2 separate regions of the Mus musculus genome follow, and region 2 is linked to region 1. The links are chromatin loops, found by intact Hi-C in ENCODE. Cell type or tissue: left cerebral cortex. All regions are shown on one strand.

Region 1 (8,000 bases):
ATTATCTAGATTAGTTTGACCTGTGAGCATGTGTCTTAGGGTTTCATTACTGAGAAGAGACACCATGACTAAGGCAACTCTTTCTTTGCATTAATTACTTAACTTTACATCCCAATATCAGCCCCTCTTCCCCTCCAACTCTCGAAGTTCCTCTCTCATTTCCCCTTCCCATTCTCCTCTGAGAATGGGGAGTCCCCTCCCCCCATTGGTTATCCCCCACACTCACCAGCACAGCAGTCACTCCAATGGCAACTCTTATAAAGGAAAACATTAATTGTGACTGGCTTGTTTACCGTTTCAGAGGTTTAGTCTATTATCATCATGGCAGGAAGCATGGCGGTTTGCCGGCAGATGTGGTGCTGGAGAAGGAGCCAAGAGTTCTACATCTTGATCCAAAGGGAGCAAGGAGAGATTTTCCCACTGGATGTGGCTTAGCGTATCTGAGACCTCAAAACCTGTGGGCATAAAACCATGCCAGAAAGTCTGGGAAGGGAGAGCAGGTCCAGACGCAGAGACTCAGTGGTCATGCGCCTGAGGCTGAGGTGACTCTGCTCCCTGCCACCCTCCTGAGTTGGATCATGTGCCATGCTTCTCACATAGTCCCGAAACAGAGTTCTCCAAGCTTATGAGGTATCTAGAGGCCTGGGGGCCTCGCCAATAAGCTTCCCATCCCAGACATTCCTCCCTACAAAGGTATTTAATCTCAGGCCTACCATGAGAAACGGGGTATGGTTTATGCATCCATTTTCCACCATGACAATAAACCTTAGAATGTCTCTTTATACCAAGATCCACAATGGGGAGCCATGAAAAAGGTCTTCCTGTACAGAGGCACAGCCTACTCTCCTGTAGAAGGTCCCTCTGTGTTTCCAGCCATAACCACAGCCAAACTAAAGACAATCACCCCATGAGAGAGAGCCGTGCATCCCTTTACCCTGTGGCTCTGGCTAGACGCTGTCTCCAGCCTGCAGGCCCTGACTCTGCTCTCTGCTCTTCTGTGAGTCCCAGCAGTGCCTGGATGCTCAAGACCCTGAGAACCGCAAGACCCTGACCTCATCACAAGTCCAGGGACCCCACAAACCACTTCCAGCTTTCCCACATCTCAGACTGCACTTTCCCCCTTCTGGAGCAGTATTTCTGAGCTTCTGTACAGCCCAGCACACACCACCACTAGGGTAGTGGCACAGGATAAGGGCAGTCAAACTCCCCCCATTCTGCCTTCCCAAGTGGCCGTGCCCAATGATGGAGTGGAGTGGGCCTACAACCCTATAGTAGCAGACCCCCACAGTGACATACTTCCTCCAACAAGGCTGTATCTCCTAATAGTGTTACTCCCTATTGGGCCTATAAGAGCCAGTTAGATTCAAACTACCACGGTATGTCTATGACATATTGCCTTGATTTTTAATTGATGTAAGAAGACCCAGCCCACTGCAAGTGTCAAAATTACCAAAGCAAGGAGTCCTGGACAATATAAGAGGGAGGAAGTGGCTGAGAACAAGCAATCCTGCACACTCCTTGCCCTCAACTGTGGCTGTGATGTGACTGACTGCATTCCAGCCTTGACTTCCCTGAAGTAATGGACTGTGACCTGAAATTGTAAGCCAAATAAATGCTTCCCTTCCTTGTGTTGCTTCTTGTCATGGTATCTGTCATGTCAACAGAAATAAAGTCAGACAGGAAGTGGCCTTATTAGGCTTTGTTAAATATCCCAATGGCTGTAAATTCCAGGGAATATTATCTGGGTTTCTGTGTCTCTAGTTTCCATAAAAGGCATAAGGTGATATGTAAGACAACCTGATTTGGAGCTGTGAGCCATCCAAGAGCCTCTTATGGCTCTTCAAAAGGGATACCAAAGGCCAGACTTCAGGTAATTAAATTTGTGGCCCCCTCAAACTTCAGCTAATAGTTTGAAAATTACCCTCCCTGTTAAGCAGATGTTCTGATAACCCTAATTTTGTTAGCTATACTTCACCCAAGTAAGTCCTTTCCTGAATTACACAAAACCCCTTTGAGATGTTCTCTTTTCATCTTCCAGAACTGACTAAATGGGAAGGTAATTCTGTTAACTATTTATATATTGCTTGCAGGAAAAATGGCACCTTCTTCTTAGATTGAAGGTAACCTAATAGCCATTTTGTAAATTTGCTCTAGTTACCCTCTGTGTCTGATAAATTCTCAAGCTTAAAAAAAAAAGTTAGAACATCAGTTTTTGTTATGTACATTTTACCTTCATAAAAAGAAGTGCTTATGGAACATGGTTAAAGAAATCTCATTCACTCCAGGACAAAAGTGAAGCAAGAGGAGTGAAGACATGTGTCCTCTGTGTTTAAAAAGCTGAAGTCCTCTTTGTGTAAGAACAAGAAACAAAAGTCTCTCTAATTATTAGTTATTAGTATTAGTACTTCTATAAATTTAAGATGTCTTGCTCCAATAGATGCTCACGTTGATGTATAATTCCATAGTGAATCAGTGTCGGGCTCTTTCAAAGGTACTTAGATTATAATGGCTGCTCCTTTATAAAAAGAGCAATATAGTTTCCACAAGACTGGGCTAAGCGGTGACAGAGTGGTGGTTTGCTGCAAAGTGAGGTTGATGCCTCCTCCTTCTTCTGTAACATATCTGTCTTTCCACATGTCCTGCCTGATTTCTGATATTCTGCCTATTTCTGATATTTCTGAGCTGACATAGTGCTAAGCTCATGACAGAAAATGAGAAAGGACTGGAACTCAACCATGAACTTCCCGACACCTATACCTGAGAGCCAAGATAAACCCCATTTTTTCATTAGCAATTTCACAGTCTCACCATAGCAACAGATAATGGACAAAGATGTTGATGTTTTTCAAGTCTTAGTTTTCTGAACAAAAAGAATAACAAAAATCAGAAAGGGCAATATTTTTCTTCATCTTTGTACTCTTTCTTCACCATTGAAATCATCACACAGCTTAGCAGTCAGTGGTTTGAGAAGATAATGAACACTGTTTTTCTCTGAAGCAGAAAACCTTAGCCATGACTGGGTAGTTTCATACAGTCCACACACATACACAAACATTACTGAACAAATTAATCAATACGGCACTGTATTACTGTGCTCTATTCTGTCTTTCTATGCTTTCTTATCTACCCACCTCATGAGCACATATGCACCTACAAGCACACGCACACACACACACACACACACACACACACACACACCCCACATGCACATTTTGTGAATTTGCTCTCCTCCCACACTAAGAACCACCAGATTTATTTTATTGGCCAATTTTCTTCCTAGCAGTTTTTTTGGAAGTTGTCTAAGGAGAAGGAAGTATGCATTTGTTGCCAGGCAACGAGTATCTCCAGAATGTGCATTGCTTTTCTTAGATGGAAGAAGGAGCAGTTAATTTTTGCAACTGTGGTTTGATTTCAGCCCTTGAAAGGTCACTGAGATGATTCAAAGTAGTGACTTCTCTGTGAACGCCATAAACCCATGATTTCCCATCCCCAGACTTAGGACCAGGAACTTTCAGCCAAGTTATTGATATTTCTGTCTACAAATAGCAACAGAGCTAGTGGGGTTTTACAGATGAGGTGGGCTTTAATAAGTCTGAGATACGGGGATAAGGAGCTAGGATGAGATGGTTCGTATAATGTATGTATCAAGAAGATGCATGCTAATAAATCAGTACATATATGTGTGCTTTATGGCAAGTAGTTTTCTGAGGTGATTGAAAGAGATTAAAATATTGCTTCAAGAATAGGATGTAGTGATGTAGTCCCATGCTGTAAATTCTACCTCACCTCATTTGGTTATAACTCATAGAAGGTCACCTGTGAACGAAAGGAACTTTTTTTTTCTTTTAAAACTTTTCTGACCAGATATGGTGAGTGGTGCCTACAACCTAATTTCGGAATTCAGGAGCTAAGGCAGAAGACTCATCGTGGGTTTGAAGCCAACTTGGTCTCTAGAGTGAGTTTGAAGCCAGCCTGAACTACAGTTGAGAACTGTCTCAAAACAAACAAACCAACCCCAAAGGAGAGCAAAAGTCCAAGGAAAAAGTTACTTTCTTCATCTGCCTTTATAGAGGAGCTTGGCAGAAAGTTTAAATCAATACAAGAGGATACCAGATGTGCATATGATACACATATATACATGCAAGTAAAACACCTATACATATGAAATGAAATATTCATTCCAGTCCTTTAAATAGTAAAACGTAGCTGTCACCTAGAGACGCGTTGCCTAGCAACGCTTCTTACACCTGGCTCTGTTGGCATTGGGATATTTGCATTTTTCCGGAAGCCCACTGTGCTAGCCTTCTTTTCAGAAAGGTTTTGTCAGATTCTGTAGAGCAACTGAATTCTCAGGAAAGAGAAAGAGCAAAGCAGAACCTTCATAGACCTTAAGTCCTTCTTGCACATACCAGAAATTGCCTGGTTACTTTCACCTGCCTTGGAAAGTTATTTTAAGGCAGACTGCACCTCCTGGCGGCTTGCAGAGATGGTACAAAAGGAAGGCAACTAAAACACAGTACTAGTGTGAACTGTAAGCTAAGCCTTTATGTTGCTTCTCTTTCTTTTTTCTTTCCTTTCTCTTTATACTTCTCTTTCTATTGATTTAACATTACCACCTACAGATCTAAAAGTTAATGGAAAGACTCTGTGAGAGACCATTGCAATCCCTACACCCACACCTTTTTTGATAATCTTTATGAAGGAATCAAATTGGTGTAGTGCTGGGTCACCACACACGGCCTGAAGAGAACACTGTTAATAAGCCCTCACACACATCTTCATATGAACTATTGGAGGAGCACATATGCACATTGACCTTTGGACTAGAATAAACTCCAGTTCACTTGTTATTGTTCATGATTCTTATCCTCACTAATGAATAAATACATTGTCATTTCACAGATCCTTGGCTACTATCCCCCTCCATTAGGGTTCTTCTAAGAGCACCCATGTGCCAACCACACAACACAACACTAGATGTCAGCAGAGGTAGACAGACTCATCTAGCAACCTGGAAACCTGAGAAGAAATCCCCATGTACGTCACAGTTTATTTCTGTTAATCTCTCTGCATTTTCCAGTAGCAACGGCTCATTTTTTAACTCTTCACATAACTCTGGCAATCATGGTTTCAAACAAGATTTTGAAGGATGGTTTATGAAGTCCCCCAAAGGATAATCATTGGAGAAATGGTTTGATGCTGAGAATTGGGGTCCTGGAAATATGTCTCATGTCTTATTGTGAATGATAATCACTCTTACTTGTTTCTTTCTTTCAAATATATATATATATAGCTATCTGTCTATATAGCTACTGAGGGAATCCTTTGAGTTACCACACAAAGGACTCAGCTGTTTGATATGGGTGAGGCACAGGTCTATGAGTCGAGAGGTAAGTAGGAAATAATATCACTTCATAATCAAAGGCCTCAGTTTTTATAAAAAAAATTATGGAGGGAGATTATACCATTCTTGACTAAATTCTTAGCTCTAGCAGTTCTTAATTTTCTAAGTCTTCAAATATCAGAAGACAATACTGGAGAGCTTGGAAACATTTCATCTCAGATCTGTAATTTCTTCCAATAGTGCCAATAGCATTTCTTTGTTCATTACAGGGCCATGAAACACTGGACGAGATACCTTGATGTAAAGCCAAGAGAGTCATTTTTCCATGCTGTGACCCTGCTCTAAGATGTAGTCACCAGAGTCATGTGGACAGCCAGATAAGGATAAAAGACCCATGGAAAGGTTTACAAAAGCCAGTTTTAGAGGTACACCTCTGTAATCCAGCACTAGGAAGCCCAGCAGGGTGATAGATGGACTGGCCTTAGCTATGCACCAAGTCTGAGGTCAGTATAGGCTACATGGGACTGTGAAAAAACACAAAGAATCATCTGAAGCCAGTATGGCCTTCATGAGACTCTGAAAAACCACAAATAATCAACCAGTCACACCAAGAGCTCTTTGGACAAGCTACTAAGCACCAGAGATGCTGAACTGATCGTGTGTTCTTTCTTTCTCTTTTCTTTTCTTTTTTTCTTTCATTTTTTATTTTTCCTTTTCTTTTATTTTTATCAGGGGGAAAAAAAACTACCTCAAAATAACAAATGCTCATTCTCTTAACTCTGGACCACTGCTATTTTTTTTCCAAGAAAAGAGAAAAGAACACCAAGGTACAGAGCACCTTGATTCTTTAGTACAGCTAGCAAGAAGTAATTGCATTTCATTTTCCCAGACCCCTGCTTGAAAAATCTCAAGACCTCTAAACCATCCTTTGATAGAACCTCGAGAAGGGTGTGGATGAATAGGTCTACAGGGCATGAAGAAGTCCTGTGGTCTCTGTAGCCACCACAGGGACAGGGTCTCCACACCACAGGGACTCTGCTCTGCATTCACTGTCTTACAAAAAGGAATCTTGATGGAAATAAATGAGTGACTTTAGGGGACTCAGAATGGTGTTTGGGGAGGAAGGAAGGAAAGGGGTTGCAGAAGGATGGTGGCCCTACCAGCGTGTGTATATTAGTATGAACATTTTCTATGATTAATATCTGTTAATGATTATAATAGTAATACTAATATAAATCCCCCCCACCCACGCAGGCACTTATAGGAAAACCACTTAGTGTGTCTCTTTCTCTTTCCAGGTATATCAAGTTGACAACTGATGCTAACCCTGACAGCCAGGCTGCCAGCACAGGGTTCTTAGAGAAGAGGGTGAGGGAGCTAGCTTTGTATCAAAGCACACTGGGTTTAACTCTCAGAGAGCTCCAAGCCCATAAAGCAGGTGAACAAAGAACACATCGTTAAGGATTCTCAGCGTGGTCCTACTTCCAACAAAGAGGTTGGGGGGCTTTGGCAAACCTCATGCATTGAAAACGCTCATCCTAAGAGATACAGGTCAGCATATTCGGTTGGAAGACACACATGCCATGTCTGATTGCTCCAAAAAGTGACAACCTGGTGCTGTTTTAATAACAACCAGGTTTTGTAGCTCCAACCATCTATATGATTTTGTTTATTTAAACATACAAGTAGTTCATTGTGAGAGGATTCAAGAACTTGTAACTCAAATAATGTATTTTTAGCCCCTTTAATTTTGAGTCACTTCTCTTCAAGCCCCAAGCATAGAAAAGAAAAGGTTAGTTCTGAAATTCCCTTATCCACCTTAAGACCAGACCCTTAAAAGGAAAACAATTGCCTTCTACCCCTGTCCTAAAATCGTAATATTTATGACAGGAAAGACAGTGGAGAATTGTAACTACACCTGGTCAGACTTAATTACATAATAATGTCTGTTCTTTAGGCTCATTTGAATTCCCAAAGGAGTTAGCAGGCTGGTTTCTGCCATTGAATAACCTTTATCTTTCCTTTCTCCAGTCATACTGAGCTAGTGGGTAACTTTTAACTGTTAAAATTATCAGGAAGGCAAGGATATAAAAATGAAATGTGTAATAAAGATCACTTGGTTCAGGTCATTCACTGGACACTCACTTACACTGAGGGTTGACTCAGACCCTTTCCCTAAAATTCATCAGATTTACTATAAGTGCCTCGGGAAGACTTGGCATCTCTTGAGTCTCTTCTCTAGATTCTGAACCATTAACAAGACATTAGATTAGCTGAGCCTATGTCTCTGTCTCTGGTCCATATTCTTACCATATTCTTACCATATTCTTACTTTCAAGGTGGGGCACGTGTCCTGCCTTCAGCTTCCACTTTAGTGAAGATGCCTTCCCATCTTCCTGGAGAACACTCCAGGTGGGAAGGTTGTTTAGCTATGGAGAGAGCCAAGCAAGCTGGGATGTCTCTATTACAATTGAACTAAAGATTTGGAGGTAAAGCTATGTATAAGATGATTACTTTGCTTCCTAATAAGCATGGCTTTGTGTTATTTCAATCCTCCAACCTACTTAAAAACAAACCCTGGAAGAAAGTCATGGTGCTTCAGGAAGAGTTATCTCTATCTTTATGTATTGTCTAAAGCTTTGTATCAATATTCCAA
Region 2 (8,000 bases), 310 kb after region 1:
AGAGAAGATTCTAGCTATCAGGCCAAGGTATTTGTAAATATATTTTGAGTATGAGCCTTATTTCTGGGAGCATGGGGCTGGGAGGAAGAACTGGGCTTAACTTCAACACATGCTCCTGGAGAAGAAGCTAGACTCTACATGCAAAAATACCAAAGTGCCAGGCAAGATATACCTACTGGCTTAATAGGGCATAACTATTATAGGACAACCTACTGATTTGATTTGAAGTCTGACCAGGTAATTGTAAACCCATGGTTGGGGCGCGATAGGCCTAATGTAGAACATACTCTTCAAAATGGTCATGTCAGCAAACTTCCTTCTGATTTTGTTTGTTTGTTTGTTTGTTTGTTTGTTTCTACTCATAGATGTGCGTTGCTCTCAACTTTGGGCAGAGGGAGCTTCCTGCTGCAGTCAGTGGAAAGATACATAACTAGTTAGAGCTAAGAATAATGATTTCAAGTACCCATCCCTAAGCCAAAATCCTTTATCAATACCCCAACTCTGTTCCCTTCATCCAGTTCCAGCCAAGTGTCAGGGAACATCTTCAGAGTGGAGGCAGAAAGAATGCAAGAACAGGGGAATGAGAGGAATTCTGTGAAACCCTGTCATCTGTGAAATGGATACTGCACTCAAATTCTTATGAGCTTGAGTTACTAGCTCTGGTTACCAGCACAAGATCAATTCAGCTAACATGGATGAGGGAGGAGTTCTTGGGCTCCATCCACAATTAAGGAGCTATTGGTAGTTAATATCTATCTGCTGGGAGAGGGAGAATAATTTCTTTTTTGGGAGTGTGACCACTTCGGAAAGAGGACGCATAGCACTTTTACTTTACCTGGGAGAGGGCATGAAGTGTGATGTATTTATTAACACATTCATTGTGCCCATTTAGTCCTGAGTCCTGCTGACATTGAGGTATCAATGAACTAGAAATGATAACCTGAACTTTCTATATAAGCATTAATAAACAAAAGAATATTAAACCCAAACTCATATATGTGCCATTCAAGCTGAACTGATATATACATCATTCAAACCCAACTCAAATATGCATCATTCAAACCAAACTCAAACTCATATATGCATCATTAAAACAGAACTCATATATGCGTCATTCTGCTTTTAAAGAGGTGCTTCCATGGGTGGCCTCTGCTACAAGTCCAAGATGAATGTAAATATTTGTCAGGCTTTGTAAAAGATCATAGAAGGTAACTACATATGCACATTAGGTAGGGCTTACAAAGAAACAGGGTGGGAATTATGAGAATAATGACATATCCTTTTATTTATTCATTCAGGAAAACTTTTCTGCTGGTCATGGAAACACGTGGTTTTGAATTTAATTAAAGCAAACCTCATACTATCTCCTGCTAGGATGTTTCTTTCCAAGATAGCATCATGACCTGACCTTTCAACTTCTATAAGGTCAAGTGTTGTTTAATCCAGGAGTCTTCTATCCACTTCTGCAGCACAGTGCATATTTCCTTCATTCTCCAAATATTAACATTCATCCTCTCCTCACTCTTTCTCCCTTTCTCCCACCTCCTAGAATTCAACCTCTGGCCTGGGGCATGTGGGACAAATGCTCTATCACTGAGTACCATTCTCTGTCCTAGAATTAATTTTCCATGGATTACCTAACACTTGCATAAATTTATCACAAATATAACATAGCACTCTCCTCAAATTAAAATGGAGCCTCCAAAACTACTTTGTTTGTTGGTATCTACAGAGCAGATACACCTTCCATTACTAATTGAAAAGTTCAAAATATTCTAAATAGACAGATACACAAAATATGATCCAGCAGATATTAATATTATGGTGAAGACTGTATAGTACTTATGCTACCATTCGGGTAGGCACGTTAGAAGATAGGATGCAAAAAGAGGAGTGGTCAAAAGGGCATGGTAGTTTATGACCATAATCCCAGCATGTACTCAGGAAGGTAAGGCAGGAAGATTGTCATGAGTCTGAAACTAGCATGAATAGAGCTACAGAGTTCAGGTTATCACAAGCTGCAGTATAAGACCAAGTTTCAGAACATCTAAAACAAAAACAAAGGCAAACAAACAAACAAAAAAGATAGAGAAAGGTCATTTAAGGTCAAATATAAAATGTTCTATTAAGATACTGTTGGATATGGGATAAAATATCAGAAAATAACCAGGCTATATTATATTACAATATAACACAGATTATAGTATAATCTATATTATAAGAACTAATATAGATCGACAAATTATAAGGATATTTCAGGGTTAGTTAAGGAACATTCAGCAGGGACAACTGACTTTAAAATTGGAGCAATCAGGTATCTTATAAAGCAGATATTGTTGAGTGAAGATTCTAGAAAACTTGTCCTTGTAGACTTTAAAAAGTGGAGTGAAGCAAAATCTTACTGAAGTCCAGTAACTTCATTAAAGTGAAAGCTGTAAACATTGAACTAAGAGCAACATACTAATGAGTTTTCATCATGCCTTGTGCTCTTTACAAAACTCAAAAAGCAGTTACGTGCTAAGTGAAATATTGCTAATGCCTTACAGTCTGTTTCTACAGTTGAAGGTTACTGATAGAGAAGGATTACTGGTAACAATCAAGTTCTATTAAATTCAGAGCACCCTGTGACCTATGGAATGATGCAGCCACAGCCATTGCTGAGCATGCATCTCTACAAATAGCAATTCAAGTCAGTCATTGTAATTGTTAAACAGCCCACACCTCACTGGCACCTTTAAAATGCCTCTAGGCAAAAGCAGCTTCTGGTCAATAAAAATAATTCATAGTGGCAAGGATGCGCAGCCCTCAGACAGACAGCAAGGATGAGCAGCCCCAGACAGACAGCAAGGATGAGCAGCCTCAGACAGACAGCAAGGATGAGCAGCCCTCAGACAGACAGCAAGGATGAGCAGCCTCAGACAGACAGCAAGGATGAGCAGCCCCAGACAGACAGCAAGGATGAGCAGCCTCAGACAGACAGCAAGGATGAGCAGCCCTCAGACAGACAGCAAGGATGAGCAGCCCTCAGACAGACAGCAAGGATGAGCAGCCTTCAGACAGACAGCAAGGATGAGCAGCCTCAGACAGACAGCAAGGATGAGCAGCCCCAGACAATATTTGTTCTTTAAGGAAAGTGATACATCAGGGCTGGTTCTGGGTCTCTCCATCTCAGTAGATCTGTAAGAGACCTCAGCAACTTCTGAAAGGTAGCTCAGATACATGGTCAAGTGAGGCCATCCTAGGCTTAGCTGTTCCTAACTCAGGCCAAATGGCTTGCATTCATCAGACTTCCTTGACTGTCCAAGTGCTTCCCACCTTCTCAGAAAAGGTGACCATTGTGGATCCTCCAAGAGCAAGTCAGCTGTCCTTCTGCAGGTCACTAAGTGATGCTAAAACACTGTCTACCAATCAATCACCCCACACTCCTCATCTGTTTACTGTCAATGGCACAGCCAGCTCTCTGTACTCGAGTCCTTACCTGTGCTTCAACCAATTACAGATACCGATGATGATCTCCCCTTTCCCATAAAAGTCCCAAAAGCAAGATCGGAATTTGTTGTGTGCCAGGCTGTACGCTGAATTACCAAGAATGACCCTTACTGTAATCTCCTGCTATTTCCCAGCTCCGCAGGCTCTGGCTTTTCCCCTTTGAATATTCTTTTCTTGGAAATTCCTTCATGTGCTTGTAGTTAAGGGAGCATTCAGTTAGGGTTGCATTTGAACTGAACATGTAGAATTTATTTTTTTAAATTCCTAAGCAATACAGTACAACATTAATTTCCATATCGCATGCTTGTATTAGGTATTACCAGTAATGCAGTGATGAGTTAAGTACATGTGGGATGTGCATAGGTTATTTGCAAATATCCCATCAGTACACAGCAGCTTTGGAATGAGAGCTCTGCATATAAGGAGGGATGATCTGCATATGAGGGATGACTGTGCAATATTCTCTTAAATCAGAGAGAAAATACATCCAATCATACCTTAGCCATCATCACTTTTGAATGATAATCACACGCTAATAAGTATTATGCTTTTCTGTATCTGTCACTTTTTCTAAACATTATTTATTTATTTAATTTCATTTGGCTATGACTTTAAAATACTTCCTAGTATTAATGTATATTTAACTAACAAATGTTCCAGGATGTACATTACATATATTTGTATACATTACATATATTTGTATATCAGTGACAAAAATAAACATGTAAACACATACACCCCACCACCCACATGCAGCAACAGTCACTAATATAACATATAGCCTTCTAAAATTTTTATGATTGTGTTTACATTGTAATAATAAACTTCTTGCTTTAAAAATGTATACTGATATATTACTATATTACTCAACAAATATTTCCAAAGGATAATATTGTATGGCTATGCCATATTTTACTTAATGCATCATTATTGGCTCAAACCCTTTTAGCAAGACCATGATATTCTGTGGCTGAAATAACAGCTTGGTTCCTTGTATGAGCCAAAAACAGTGGTAAGTACAAAAAGCCTCACCAATTATTCCCAGTTTAAGGGTTCTGTGCTATATTCATTCTCTGTTGGAATATTTGAACCCATAATCTCTATCACAGAAGATTTCATCTCCTTCCTTTTGGAAGTTAGTGTTCTGCTCAGTTTAATGAAACCTACTCAGATATACTTGACTCTTCCTATCTTCTCCTCTAAGTGTAAGTAGTACTGGCACAAAACTAGTGCTCAGAAAATGTTAAAAATATATCAATGACCTATCTCATTTCAAAGGTCAAATTCTTAATTTGGTGGTGTGTGGAGTCCTAAATTTTGTTCATAAAATTTAGTACTACCATGATTCTTTAAGAGAACTTGTTCAACCCCTTATATATCTGTAGCTTTGCTTCTGTGTTCTCCACTATCCAGCAGAAAACATTAAGCAGAAAATTCTAGAAGTTAGCAACTCTGTAAGTTTTAAACTGCACGCTGTTCTGAGTGGTATGGTGCAAATCATCTAGACGGAGCAGCCCAAGGGCCTTTACCATCAACTTGTCCAGCACAGCCACACCACAGCCACTGTTTACCAAGTTAGACCCATAGTGACCATCTCTAGTACATGTGCATGGTCTGTAGTTCAAGTCTGTGTTCTAGTAAGCCTCAGAGCACAAGAGGAGTGATGCTGTCATCTTGAATATACAAAGGAAAAGGTACAAAGTGCTTCCTCTAAGAGGACAGAAGGAAAGGAAAAAAGGATCTTATAGTGTTTTTTGTGATCTATGTTAAGAATAGATCTATTTATTAAGTTATAAGGAAGAAAAAAAGAAATTCATGCTGATTTACTTTCAGCACTTGACAATGCAGAAGTTCTAAGAGACCACGATCATTGCTTAACGTACAGGGAAATGTCATTAGTTTACAGTGTTCATTACTGCCCACAATCTCAGGCAGAAAGTAGGAATCTAGAAAAGTATGCTCTGAGCAAACCTGAGCAGCTCTGTTGTTGTTCATGCTGTTATTGGTGGTGCTCGGGACTGGGTCCTGGGCCTCATGCACACCGAACCTATGGACCCCACTCAATGTTCTTAATTCAATACTTGCATTAAATTACCATAGCAGAGATACAGAACTTATTTTCTCCTTCTCTTAAATGTTAACTAAACCTAAAGGGTAAACAGTAAAAATAGAAGAACTTCTAAAAATTAGATGCAGCAAAAAATCGAGTTTCTCTTCCAGCAAGAAGTACGTCAGAGACTCTGTACCCAGACTTTTTTGGTGCTGAAAGACTGGCAGTTTATGTTCCACTGTTCCCTGTCAGAAGGACTGCTTCTGAGGAGAATGGTGGGCGGCCTCTTTTCACTAACTTCACTGCCTAACAGGGTAGATTTAAATTAAAGAGGCAGCCATCAAATGGAGATTAACCTAAAGCATACTTGTTTGGTTAGAACACAGGACTGTGAAAGGGCATTCTTATTGTAAATAAATAACACTCCACCAAAAACCAGCTGTCACGGGACAAAGGACCACACATCCCTGGCTTCTTTCACTGGACAGCTCTTGGCCCTGTGTGGATAGCTGACACTTCTTACCTACCTAGTTTCCACAGAATAACAAAGGGAGGAGAGACCTCAGCCTTATTTTAAAATAATTGCATTTTTTTTTGTCTTTTCTTAAATGAGTCTCTATTACAAGAGACAACCTTCTTATGGAGAGAAAAAAATCATTTTTAGTATCTCTTAATTATAGTGTCGCTGTCCTAGTGTTATCCAATTGCAAAGCATTCTGCCTGCATTGCCATTCCAACCTTGTTTTCAGTACGTGTGACTCAGGATAACATCGACTCTCACATTTGACATGTAGGATTGGATTTTCAGAACTTCTGATGACAGACAATTGTTGGAATCCCTCAAGAGTGAGTGGAGGTTGCTAGCTGTCTGTGCATGCCAGCCAGCCACCTGCATGCCCAATGAAGGAAACTGAAATCATAACCGCTTTAAAGAATTCTTAATCCTCTCCGTCTTAAAGTGGCAATATTAGAACACTTCAAATAAGACATCCCAGATTAGTACTATCAGTGCAGAATCAACAACAAAAATTCAATCATTAAAATCTTGAAAATTACCAAACTGATGAATTTCTGTGACTTGTTCCTCTAGTCTCTTTCCCCCAAAGGACCTGTCGGCTACTGGCTGTGATAGATAAGGATCTAGCAAACAATCACACTTCATCTTATGTATTTTAATTTGCACTTCCAGTATCCTCCATAGTTTAAAGGAACATCCTGACAACTGTTTTTTTTTTTTTTTTTTTTTTTTGTGAAATGTATTTTTCCTTAGCTGGACATGTATGGTGGCACATACCTTTCATTCCAGAACTTAGAGGGAGGCAGATTTTAGTGAGTATCAGACCAATGCCCAACATGATCTACATGCCAACAAGAACTATAAAGGGAGATCTTGTTTTAACTGCTCCCAGTCTCGAGTCTCAAGCTTGCCTTTTTTTTTTTTTTTTTTTTTTTTAAATGTTCTCATACAGCCGAGGCTGGCCTTGTGCTCACTATGTTACCAAGGACATCCTTGAACTTCTTAGCCCGATATACCATAACATATGGATTTCATGGTGTTGAGAATAGAAAGAAGTGATCTGTGGATGGTCGGCTAGCCTCTACCAATTGAGATTTCTCCACAGCAACACCTTTCCTAATGTATTAGTAACAAATAAAGAGTGTACTTTGAGAGTACAATTTGACATTTAATATCTATATACACTGTGAATTGCCACAATCAGGCTAATTAGCATGACTTTTACTTCACATGCTTACTGCTTTTCCTATTCATTCTTCAATTTATATATAACTGATGACACTTATTTTCTGTGTAGGCAGTATTTTTCATCTTCCTGTTTAGAAGAACATAAAGATCTTTTTCCACTTCCTGAACTCCCTGCTTTTATTTCATGACTCCTCTTATTGGAGACTATAGGGTCAAATGTGGACAATACATAGATTTTACTGAATGTGATACTGTTATCATTCTGACAGGGTATGCTCTCCTCCTCGCCTGCTGGTGAAGCAGTGTCTCTGTTGGGTCAGTTCCTTTGAGAAGCTCTTCTTGACTGGAGAGAGGGCTAGCCCCTGCAGGAGACCCTGGACGGCGCAGAGTGGAAAAAAGCCAGACACTAGGAATGGCTTTTCTTGCTCACCGTTTCCTGTGAGTGTAAAATGAGAAGCTGCTTCAAGCTCCTGCTGCCTTGCTTTCACTGTCATGACTGAGTGTTTTAAACTGAAATACAGAATAAATAAAATCCCTTACATAAATAATCTGAGGGTTTTTTTCCTTGTGACATTGGTTTACTATAACTTTAGCCCTTTGAAAAACACAGGATCATCTTTTTTTCCTAATTAATTTAAGACTGTGTTAAAAAATGTACGTTGTAGGTCTGAATCACTGATAAGGCTATGCATATCTTCTTTTAATCTATGCTTTAATTTTTTAAATTTTATAAGAAAATCATAATATAAAGAATTC

The links. Peaks named below come from ENCODE experiments on the same cell type or tissue, not always from the same donor. Only the 100,000 strongest peaks of a DNase experiment are listed, where the experiment ranks them.
Region 2: it touches region 1 in a loop (5-fold over the local background); 2 of 42 quality-filtered maps call a loop at or near these places.

Annotation. Positions count from the first base shown.
Region 1 is chr8:67,435,104-67,443,103 of GRCm38, forward strand. No RefSeq gene overlaps it. Among named protein-coding and RNA genes, the nearest start is that of Nat1, 52 kb to the right of the region's middle. In left cerebral cortex, a CTCF peak has its summit at 4,968 (motif pointing right); DNase peaks (open chromatin) are centred at 3,306, 3,880, 4,317 and 5,009; H3K27ac peaks cover 2,315 bases.
Region 2 is chr8:67,746,153-67,754,152 of GRCm38, forward strand. The region is part of intron 11 of Psd3 (pleckstrin and Sec7 domain containing 3); the gene reads right to left. Among named protein-coding and RNA genes, the nearest start is that of Gm32888, 110 kb to the right of the region's middle. In left cerebral cortex, no CTCF peak of the experiment used is centred here; DNase peaks (open chromatin) are centred at 3,167, 5,782, 6,342 and 7,617; H3K27ac peaks cover 4,491 bases.